Regions from separate parts of the Homo sapiens genome. Here regions 1 and 3 are each linked to region 2. A link is a contact called in ENCODE Hi-C or POLR2A ChIA-PET data. All regions are on one chromosome and are shown on one strand. Each heading gives the region's core, a stretch centred on a gene start or an enhancer-like site at or near the end of the contact. The rest is flanking DNA. Distances are from core to core; before and after follow the strand shown.

Evidence for each region. Hi-C counts contacts between places; a loop is a spot of excess contacts on that map. ChIA-PET counts read pairs that join two places held with the same protein, here RNA polymerase II (POLR2A). Pooled maps may share reads with other maps.
Region 1: a loop to region 2 is called in a pooled map, with 2.4 times the contacts of the local background. The contact joins the promoter of PLPPR2 here to the promoter of DOCK6 in region 2. A Hi-C loop is called at or near these places in 1 of 168 maps with a recorded cell type or tissue (endothelial cell of umbilical vein) and 5 of 50 pooled maps. POLR2A ChIA-PET finds 5 or more read pairs at or near these places in 8 of 52 experiments (GM10248, H1, HepG2 and 5 more).
Region 3: a pooled map shows a loop between it and region 2 (3-fold over the local background). The contact joins the promoter of SPC24 here to the promoter of DOCK6 in region 2. A Hi-C loop is called at or near these places in 1 of 168 maps with a recorded cell type or tissue (endothelial cell of umbilical vein) and 3 of 50 pooled maps. POLR2A ChIA-PET finds 5 or more read pairs at or near these places in 14 of 52 experiments (BJ, HEK293, HEK293T and 10 more).

Annotation. Positions count from the first base shown.
Region 1 is chr19:11,353,292-11,356,681 of GRCh38, reverse strand. PLPPR2 (phospholipid phosphatase related 2) reads right to left here and starts at 1,250. Exons shown (of 10, transcript NM_001393892.1): 1 at 1,110-1,250. CCDC159 (coiled-coil domain containing 159) reads right to left here. Exons shown (of 11, transcript NM_001080503.3): 8 at 3,110-3,231; 9 at 2,808-2,890; 10 at 1,986-2,102; 11 at 1,738-1,809. The coding sequence ends at 1,805. RefSeq lists an enhancer at 1-338 and a silencer at 981-1,430.
Region 2 is chr19:11,260,683-11,264,194 of GRCh38, reverse strand. DOCK6 (dedicator of cytokinesis 6) reads left to right here and starts at 1,671. Exons shown (of 48, transcript NM_020812.4): 1 at 1,671-1,798. The coding sequence starts at 1,755. RefSeq lists silencers at 1,587-1,746, 1,817-1,876, 1,957-2,096.
Region 3 is chr19:11,154,343-11,157,761 of GRCh38, reverse strand. SPC24 (SPC24 component of NDC80 kinetochore complex) reads left to right here and starts at 1,980. Exons shown (of 5, transcript NM_182513.4): 1 at 1,980-2,145. The coding sequence starts at 1,986. RefSeq lists a silencer at 1,864-2,023.

The DNA.
Region 1 (3,390 bases), core at 1-2,500, 93 kb before region 2:
ACACACACACACACACAACCATGGCATAGCGTTCACCCATCCCACAGTGAAGACCGAGCACCTGCCGACTTCCAGGCGCTGTGCTGGGCGCCACTTTGCAGTAAACAAGAGGGGCCCCCTTGTTCAGACAGGTGTCCAACACACACAACACATGTCACTGCATACTCACACACAGTGGGCTCATAGCCTGTCAGAGACACCAAACAGATCAAACAAGTCCCCACCCCCACCCCAGGCCAAACAGAGAGAGACATGTCAGGAGACCCTACACACATCACAGTCCCACACAAGCCCCCACACCGCTACAGTCAGGGACACACAGTCAGGCCTGCAACACACTTAAGAGTCACAGAAAAGAGTCACCGCACACAATGGGGGTCACAGAACTCATCACAGCGTCACACCCCCAATTACAAGGCACTCAGCGACAGCCACACACACACTAACAGTCTCTTATTCACACCAACAGTCACAGGGGAGAGACAAGGTGCCATCTACAACCACATGGCCACATCCATGGACCATGACACAGACTCACAATGCCACACAAGAAAGGTGCACAGCGCACGACCACAGCCACACACACATACACACCATCAGAATGAACACACAACAGGAGCCACACAATGACAGTCCTATGCACACAACCACACGAACACCAAGACAGTCACACACAGAGACAGCAGCCACACGGGGGGCCAATGGCAGTCACAGCATAGCCAGACACACACACACAAACCATCAGAGTGACACCCACAACGACAGCCGCACAATGACAGTGACACACACACACACACACCCGCGGACCTCCCGAAACCACACAATCCCAGTCATGCAGCCACACGATGACAGTTACACAACCACACACAGACACACAATGACAACCACACAATCACAGTTACCCACAGCCGCCCTCACCACCGGTGCTGGCTCCTCGGCCCGGGGTCCCCTCCCCCAGCCCGGTCCCCTCCCCCAGCTCGCCGCCTCCCCTCCCCCGCCCCTCCCCGCGCTGGACCCAGAGGGACCCAACCCTCAGGAACCGGAGACCGACACCGGGGGTGGGAAGCCCACGGGAGGGGATGAGGGGCGCCCCCACCCCCTCCTCTCACCGCGTCGAGGCCGCCGCCGCCTGAGCCCCCGCTCCGCCTAGACTGCCCCGGCGCGGCGGGATGGACAGACGGACTGCCAGCCAGGCTGGCAGACGCGAAGACCGAGACGCGGTCGGCCGGGCCTGGCCGCGCCGCGCAGACTCCGAGGTGGAGGGAGGGGCGGGGCCTCCGGGCGTCTCATTTGCATAGCCCCGTGGGGCGGGGCCTCCGTGATCTTGGAGGCGGGGCGTGTTAGCATCGATTGTAGGAAGGAACCAAGAATGGAAGTAGAGAGGGAGGACCCTGGGGTGGGCGGGGCTCCGAGGGTAATAGGAGGGAGGGGCTTCAGAGTATGTCCCTGGGCCGCGCCTCTCCCTCTCTGGGCCTCAGTTTCCCCATTCGCCAGGGCCCCCCAGAAAGGAAGGCTCTGTGGCCAGTGTGGAAGTCTGTCTGGCTGCTCGTGTCTGGACAGAATGACTCCTTGCCTTGTCATATATTAAATCTGGCTTCAGATGTCCCCTGATTCCAAGCCCACACATCCCGAATGACCCCTGGGGTCTCTACACCCCTCCCCCCCAACAATGAGGGGTAAACTAGGAGGGCAGGGGGATTCCTAGGCACAGGAAGCAGCAAGACTAACAGTCGGGGCTAGAGGAGGGTCTGGGCTAGTTTATTTTCTCTCTGGAGGGGTCTTCAGGGAGAGCAGTCCCGGCTGCTCAAGCTGTGGAGAGAGAGGGTGGGTCAGGGCCTGGCCAGGTCCAGGGGACTCCGGGGCTGCAGGTCAGGGACCGCATGCCCAGATCAGGATCTGGGCCTGTTCTGAGGGTCTAGACTGTGGGAGTCAAGGGCAGGTCAGGAGGGAAATGGGTGGAGGGGGGGACTGGGGAGGATCTGCACCGGGTGGGAAGGAGCGGCCGCTCTTGCTGAAAGGTGGCTGGGAGAGGTCCTGGTCACAGTCGGAGTCAGAGTCCCAGGAGGGGAGTGGAGGGCTCAGGCACTGGTGCCCCTTGTGGCCTGCAGGAGGGACAGGTTCCCTGAATGTGACCCTCAAGTAACCCCCAAATATAGGCCCTGTGTCCCTTCATAGTATACCTCATTGATACTTAAACCATGACCCCCAATTCCCTTGAATGTGATCCAGTGTGACACCAAATTATGACTTCAATGACCCTTGCATTTTACCCAATTGACACTTTTTTTTTTAGAGATGGGGTCTCGCTCTGTTGCCCAGACTGGAGTGCAGTGGCACGATTATGGCTCACTGCAGCCTCAACCTCGCAGGCTCAAGCGATCCTCCTGTCTCAGCCTCCTGAGTAGCTGAGACTACAGGTGTGCTCAGCCACAGGTGCACCATCACCCAGCTAGTTTTTAAATTTTTTGGAGAGATGGGGTCTCACTGTGTTGCCCAGGCTGGTCTCAAACTCCTAGACTCAAGTAATCCTCCCACCTCAGCCTCCCAAAATATTAGGATTACAGGCATGAGCCACTGTGTGGAGTCCCCATGGACTCATATAAGATCCAAGTGACTCTGAATGTGACCATGAATGACTCCTGGATGAAACCTCCAGTGACTCCTTAATGTGACCCCAGAACACTACTTAATGTGACCATAGAATAACACCCATCAGATGTGACTCCCAAATAGGCTCTCTGAACATAGCCTCCCTGTGAAGCTAGACAATGACCTCCCACCCCTGAGCAATTCTCAGCCTCCCTCACCTCTTAGGCTCGAGGCCTTGGGACAGGCCCCCGAGCACAAAGTGAGGCTGTCTATGGAGTTCTGCAGCACGTGCACAGCAGACCTGCAAGAAGACAAGGAGCTGGGGGCGCTGGGAGACTCCACACTGCTCAGGGTGTAGACAGCAGTACAGCTAAGGTTGGGGGCCGTGGTGGGGTGAGTCCTAGGGGGTGAGGGAAGTCTGGACTCAGGTGGGCTCCAGGTTCTGGTGGTCACTGCCAGATCCCGTTGGGGGAACGGGTTCAGAGGAGGGTCAGGGGTCAGACTGCAGGCTGGGCATCACCATATATCACTCAGTTCCTTCTGGAGGTCATCCTTCCAGCAGCCACTGGCTCCCTGCGGTATCTCTTCAGTCTCCGGACAGGCGGCTGTCTCATGACCCTGCTGCTTCATCTTGGTCAGGATCTGGGGTGGGGAGGGATGAGAGAACAGCAGTCATAATAATAATGACAATAGTGCCAGGCGCGGTGGCTCACACCTGTAATCCCAGCACTTTGGGAGGCCGAGGCGGGCAGATCACGAGGTCAGGAGATTGAGACCATCCTGGCTAACACAGTGAAACCG
Region 2 (3,512 bases), core at 422-2,921:
CCTGTAATCCCAGCTACTCGGGAGGCTGAGGCAGGAGAATCGCTTGAACCTGGGAGGCAGAGGTTGCGGTGAGCCGAGATTGTGCCATTGCACTCCAGTCTGGGCAACAAGAGCGAAATGCCACCTCAAAATAAATAAATAAATAAATAAATAAATAAATAAATAAATAAATAAATAATAGAGGATAAAATGCCAGCAACCCATAGATGGGAATGAGAACAGCACGTGCAAAGGCCCTGAGGCAGAGCCACGGCCTTGTCTGATTCAACCTCAAATTCTCCCTGGGGCATTTGCTGACCAGGGAAAGAAGGGCTGTCCAGGAGGAAGGACCTGCCGGTGCAGAGGCATGCAGGTGAGAAAGGGGTGAGCTCCTCCAGAGGGGAGTGTCGGCTGGAGAATTCTCTAAAAATGCTGCAGCAGTGCTGGGAGAGAGGCCAGTGGGGAGAGATTTGAGACCATAGATTAACCAAGACATCCCCACCTCTTCCTCTTGGTAGAGGCGGCCCCGAAAGTCTAGACTCCCAAACTGGCTCACTCAGGTCCCACCACCTGGACCTGGGGCACATCTCCGAGCACTCCAGTGCCTAGCCAGGCTCCTCTGACTCCCATGCTGTAGACTGGGAGCACGGACAATGCAGGCGCTGGAGACCCCTGTGAGTCACACTGAGCAAGCACCCGAACACCTCTGTGCCTCAGTTTACTCATCTGTAAAAGGAGGAAAACAATAATTTCTTCTGCATGTGTGAATTGCAGGGCCAGGCTCAATGACATCTTAGCAATTAGACTTTTTGAGACAGGGTCTCGCTCTGTCACCCAGGCTGGATTGAAATGGCACAATCACAGCTCACTGCAGCCTTGACCTCCCAGGCTCAAGCGATCCTCCTCCCTCAGACTCCCAAGTAGCTGAGATTACAGGCACACACCACCATGCCTGGTTAATTTTTGCATTTTTTGTGGACACGGGGTCTCATTATGTTGCCCAGGCTGGTCTCCAACTCCTGGGCTCAAACAATCCTCCTGCCTTGGCCCCCCACAGTGCTGGGATTACAGGCATGAGCCACCATGCACGGCCACGATTATACTTACAGGTATGATTATTAGATACATGAACATCGTTATTGTTTTCCAGCCAGGAGTCAGAGGGCAGAAAGAGCGCCCCCCAAACCCCGGAAATCTGGGGCCTACCCAGCCTGGGTCCCAGCGCCTCCCCTCCCTCCCTCCCTCCTGAGCTTCAGTTTCCCCAGCCCTGCTCCTGGGGTGGTAAGACCACCCCACTAAACCCCGGGAGCCTGGGGTCCACCTAGCCCGGGTCTCAGCGCCTCCCTTCCCTCCCTCCCTCCTCAGGCTCAGTTTCTCCAGCCCAGCTCCCAGGGTGGAAAGAGCGCCCCCGCCAGCTCGGGAGTCTGGGGCACCCCCAGTCTGGGTCCCAGCGCCTCCTCTCCCTAACTTCCCTCCTCAGCCTCAGTTTCCCCAGCCCTTCTCCTAGGGTAGAAAGAGCGTCCCCCCAGCCCGGGAGTCTGGGGCCCGCCCAGCCTGGATCCCGGGGCCTCCTCTCCGTCCCCAGCCTCAGTTTCCCCAGCCCCCAGGACTCCAGGCGACCCCTCCGGCCTGCAGGGGCAGCACGGAGCGGCCCGGGCCACCCGGAAGGGCCCCGCCCCCGCGCCGGCCCCGCCCCGCCCCGGCTGCCCAGAACCGGGAGGCGGCGGCGGCGGCGGGGCCGGGGCCCGGGGCGGCGGCGGCGGGACGCGAGGACCATGGCTGCCTCCGAGCGCCGCGCCTTCGCGCACAAGATCAACAGGTAGTGTGGCCGCGGGGCCCCCTCCCACCTCCCCCACGTGGCCCGGCTCCGCCCCGGGGCGGTGCGACCCTCCCCGCCCGGGCGCCCCCAATTCAACCCCTTTCCGCCTCGGCCCGGGTCCCGCCAGCTTCCTCCGGCCGGGGCTGGGAGCGGGAGAAGGCGGGGAGGGCCGCGGGGGTCCCGGCGGGGGTCCCAGATGGGAGTCGCGTCGGGGCTGGGAGCGCGATGGCGGCTGCCGTTCTGCCTCCGTGACGCGCGGGGGTGTGTCCGGAGGGCTTCCCGGAGGAGGTGGCGTGGGGATGCGGATGACGGGCGCCCCCTGAACTCCCTGCGCTCCCCGTCCGCCTCTCGGCCCCTCACTGTCCCCGCGCTCTCGGAGATCGGGGTGGGCCGGACTTTCTGTTCCTTCCTCAGTGCCTGGTTTGGGGCAGGGAGGCTCCAGGCTCTGAGATTTGGGGACAGAGATGGGCTCCTTGGTGGCGTTTGAAACCCCTCGAGGAGTTTCCCGTGCCCTTCCCCCTCCAGGGTCCAGTGCCCAGCTGTCGGGGGGGGGGAAGGGGGACAGCTGTGGACGCCCCCCCACCTTCTGCTTCAGGCTCTCCCGTCACGGGCTGGACCGCGCTGGGGATGGATGGGTGATTGAATGGAGGGAGTGGGGGCTGGGGACAGAACCAGCTGGTGGGCAGACGGGGGAGGGGACAGGCCCCAGGCGCTGGGGGATCCATTTCCGTGGCCACTGGGGATTGTGAGAGTCACAGCCTGGGAGGGGTATATCAGACTCTCTGGGGCTGAAAAGCCTCGCCCCCAGTTGGCGGGGGGTCTTTGCGACAAGGGTGCGTTCAGAAGCTCAGGTATCCTCTCCCCGGGGGACCTGTCCTGACTGCCCCCAGGTGAAAGAGCTGCCCTGTGGGTTGGGCCCTGGTCTTATGGAGACAAAAGATCCCCCTCTTGGGATATAGTGGCGGAGAGAGACCAGAAGCCTGATCGAGTAGATTACCTGTCAGTGACAAGTGCTGTAGGGACAAGAAGACAGGGAAGGGGGATGGGAGGGTGGGGGCTGCTTGAGATGCGGGAGGTGGGTCAGGAAGGCCTGGATGAGCAGGTGCCTTTGAGCAAAAACCTCAAGGAGATGAGAGAGGGATCGATCGAGGCCAGTTTGTGGGGGGAAAGAGTGGGAAGGGTTTGTGCAAAGGCCCTGAGGCAGGAACAGAGAGCTGGAGGGGGACAGTAAGAGTAGAATGTACAGGGTCGTGTGGGCTGTGCAAGGGACTTTGACTTTGGACCCCAGGTGAGGTGGGAGCCATGGGGAGTTCTCAGCAGAGGAGGGATGAGACTTGGTGGCTGGGGCGTAATGGCTGGGCAATTTTTATGTTCTATCATTATCTTTGTCTGTAAATTGGCTTTCAAAATGTCTTAGACCTTTGGCGTCTTTGAGGCTGCAAACATTATTGCTGTCTGTTTCTTTTTCTTTCCTTTTCTTTTTCTTTTCTTTCTTTCTTTCTTTTTTTTTTTTTGAGACAGAGTCTCGCTCTGTCACCCAAACTGGAGTGCAATGGCACAATCTTGGCTCACTGCAACCTTCGCCTCCTGGGTTCAAGCGATTCTTGTGCCTCAGCCTCCTGAGTAGCTGGGGTTACAGGCGCCCACTACCACACCCAGCTAATTTTTGTATTTTTAGTAGAGAGGGGGTTTCACCATGTTGACCAGGCTGGTC
Region 3 (3,419 bases), core at 731-3,230, 110 kb after region 2:
CTGCAGCATCAGAAAGTGAACCTGAAGTCTTTTCCCCTCTTGATTTCACTCTGCCTAATTGTTATTCACTGCCTTTAGGCACAAAGAAGTGAGGTCTATGCCAACATTACACAGCTGGTTCAAGAAGCCATGCTCTCAGGCACCAAAGGGTGACACACACCTGTAGTCCCGGCTACTTGGAAGGTTGAAATGAAAGGATCACCTGAGCCACTGCACTTCAGCCTGGGGGACAGAACAAGACCCCATCTCAAAAAAAAAAAAAAAAAAGAAGGAAGAAAAGAAGGCCGGGCACAGTGGCTTACGCCTGTAATCCCAGCACTTTGGGAGGCCGAGGCAGGTGGATCACCTGAGGTCGGGAGTTCAAGACCAGCCTGACCAACATGGAGAAACCCCGTCTCTACTAAAAATACAAAATTAGCTGGGCATGGTGACGCATGCCTGTAATCCCAGCTACTCGGGAGGCTGAGGCAGGAGAATCACTTGAACCTGGGAGGTGGTGGTTGCAGTGAGCTGAGATCGCGCCATTGCACTCCAGCCTGGGCAACAACAGCGAAACTCTGTCTCAAGAAAAAAAAAAAAGAAAAGAAAAGAAAAGAAAAAAAAATCATAGGAAAGCAATGAGATGTTCTTTAGGTGGTAGCACACATAAAAATGTTGCCACGCCAGGCGCGGTGGCTCACGCCTATAATCCCAGCACTTTGGGAGCCTGAGGCAGGCAGATCACGAGGTCAGGAGTTCAAGACCAACCTGGCCAACATAATGAAACCCCGTTTCTACTAAAAATACAAAAAATCAGCTGGGTGCGGTGGCGGGCACCTGTAATCCCAGCTACTCGGGAGGCTGATGCAGGAGAATGCCTTGAACCCAGGAAGCAGGCTGGAATGCCTTGCACTCCAGCCTGGGCAACAGAGTGAGACTCTGTCTTAAAAAAAAAGAGAGAGAAAGAAAAAAAGATGCCATCTTAACATCTTGTTTCTTGCAGAAATACCAGTGTCTAGCATGGAACCAGCACCTTAGAGTCAGCACTGATCTTTTCTTTGTTTTGTTTTGTTTTGAGACAGGCTAGTCTCAAACTCCAGGGCTCAAGCGATCCTCCTGTCTTAGCCTTCCAAAGAGCTCAGACTTACAGGCGTGAGCCACTGCACCCAGCTACATGCTAGGATTCTATGTATGTTTCATTAAACAACTATATAGCACCTACTGAATAGGAGACACTATCACGCCAGGCTGGGCTCGGTGGCTCACGCCTGTAATCCCAGCACTTTGGGAGGCGGAGGCAGGAGGATTGCTGGAGGCCAGGAGGTCGAAGTTGCAATGAGCTATGATTGTGGCACTGCACTTCAGCCTGGGTGACAGAGCAATACCTTGTCTCTAAAAAAAAAGTAATAAGAAGAATTCTCACGCCAACGCTGACACAGGCACTAGTATGACCCTCATTTTACTAAGGAGGAAAGTACCGCACAGAGAGGTGAAGTCTGTCCAGGGTAACACAGCTAGTAAGTGGCAACGCTGGGATTCGAACCCAGTAAATCTGGCTGCAGACGCCATTTTGCTATGCAGCCTCTCATAGAATCTACTTATTCTCTATGCTTATTGTGTATCCCACGCACACACTGTAGGATGTAAGTTCCAGGAGAAGCTGCTCGCTGCTTTGCCGTTAGAACCCCACCCTGCACAGAGCAAGCGCTCGACCTATGGAGAAATAAACAGCCGCTTTCTCTCCCGCGCAGGCGCATCGGGAAGGATAACGGAGCCTCCCCCTTCCTGCGCCGATTGGTCATCACCGATGACTGACGGAGGAGTGGTCGCAGGCGCACCAGGCCAGACCAAAGGCGGCTTAGCCCAGTCTAAGATCCTGTTCCCCATGCCTATTGGCCATTGCTTATGACTGACGTATCAAAAAATCCAATGGAAAGCAACCTCTTCTGGAAGAGGGCGGGCCCCGCGGACAGTCAAATTTGCGCGGGTTGGAGCCTGGCGTAGTCATGGCCGCCTTCCGCGACATAGAGGAGGTGAGCCAGGGGCTGCTCAGCCTGCTGGGCGCCAACCGCGCGGAGGCGCAGCAGCGACGGCTGCTGGGGCGCCACGAGCAGGTGGTGGAGCGGCTGCTGGAAACGCAAGACGGTGCCGAGAAGCAGCTGCGAGGTGAGGGTCGGAGCGTGGTCGCGGGCCCACGGGGGAAGGGGCCCGGGTGCTGGGAGGGGGCGACCAGGCCCACCTCAAAACCCCTTCTCTCCTGGACTCTCCCATCTCCTGCCCTATGCCCCCTGGGACGGCCCCCTCTGAGCCTTAGTTTCACCATCTGAGAAATCGGCTTTATGACAGCAACCATCCCCCACCCCCCAGGGGTTTAGTGGTAAATATAGGAGTCTGGAGGGGTTGGCCCCTTCTGAGCTCTCCGTGAGCAGGAGCTGGGGGTCTCAGGGTTTGAACTGGGGCTCAGGAGTCAAAGCTCCGGGTTTGAATCCTAGCACCCATCCCCATGTCCGCTGTGAGACTTGAGGTGAGTTTCTTAAATTCTCTGTGCCTCAGCTTCCTTCCTTGTCAAATGGTTGTGACAATAGCCCATCCCTTCTTCCTGAAGGCATTCAGATGTTTTATGGAGCATCTGCTGCTGCCAGGCCCTGGGCTCACCGCAACCTCCACCTCCCGGGTTCAAGCTATTCTCCTGCCTCAGCCTCCTGAGTAGCTGGGATTACAGGCGCTTGCCACCGCACTCGGCTAATTTTTGTATTTTTGGTAGAGACGGGGGGTCACCACGTTGGCCAGGCTGGTCTCAAACTCCTGACCTCAGGTAATCTGCCTGCCTCAGCCTCCCAAAGTACTGGGACTGCAGACGTGAGCCACTGTGTCCGGCCCATCTTCACTATCTGTAACTGCACAGTTCAGTGGCCTTAAGCACATTCACACTGCTGTGCAACCATCAGCACCATCATCCATCTCCAGAACTTTCTCATCTTTCCAAACTGAAGCTCTGTCCCCATGAAACACTCACTCCCCATCCCCTTCTCAGACCCTGGCACCCACCAGGGTTCTACTTTCTGTCTCAAATTTGACTCCTCTAGGAACCTTACGAGGAATTGTACAATATCTACCCTTCCTAGTGGAATCATACAATATCTACCCTTTTGTGTCTGGCTTATTTCATGGAGCATAATGTCCTCCAGGTTCATCCATGTCATAGCCTGTATCAGAATTTCCTTTCATTTTGTGTACTTACTGTGAGACAGAGCCTCGCTCCATTACCCTGGCTTGAATGCAGTGGTGTGATCTTGGCTCACTGCAACCTCTGCCTCCCAGACTTAAGTGATCCTCCCACCTCAGCCTCCCAAGTAGCTGAGAACACACTTATGCGCCACCATGCCCAGCTAATGTTTGTATTTTTAGTAGAGATGGGGTTTCACCATGTTGGCTAGGCT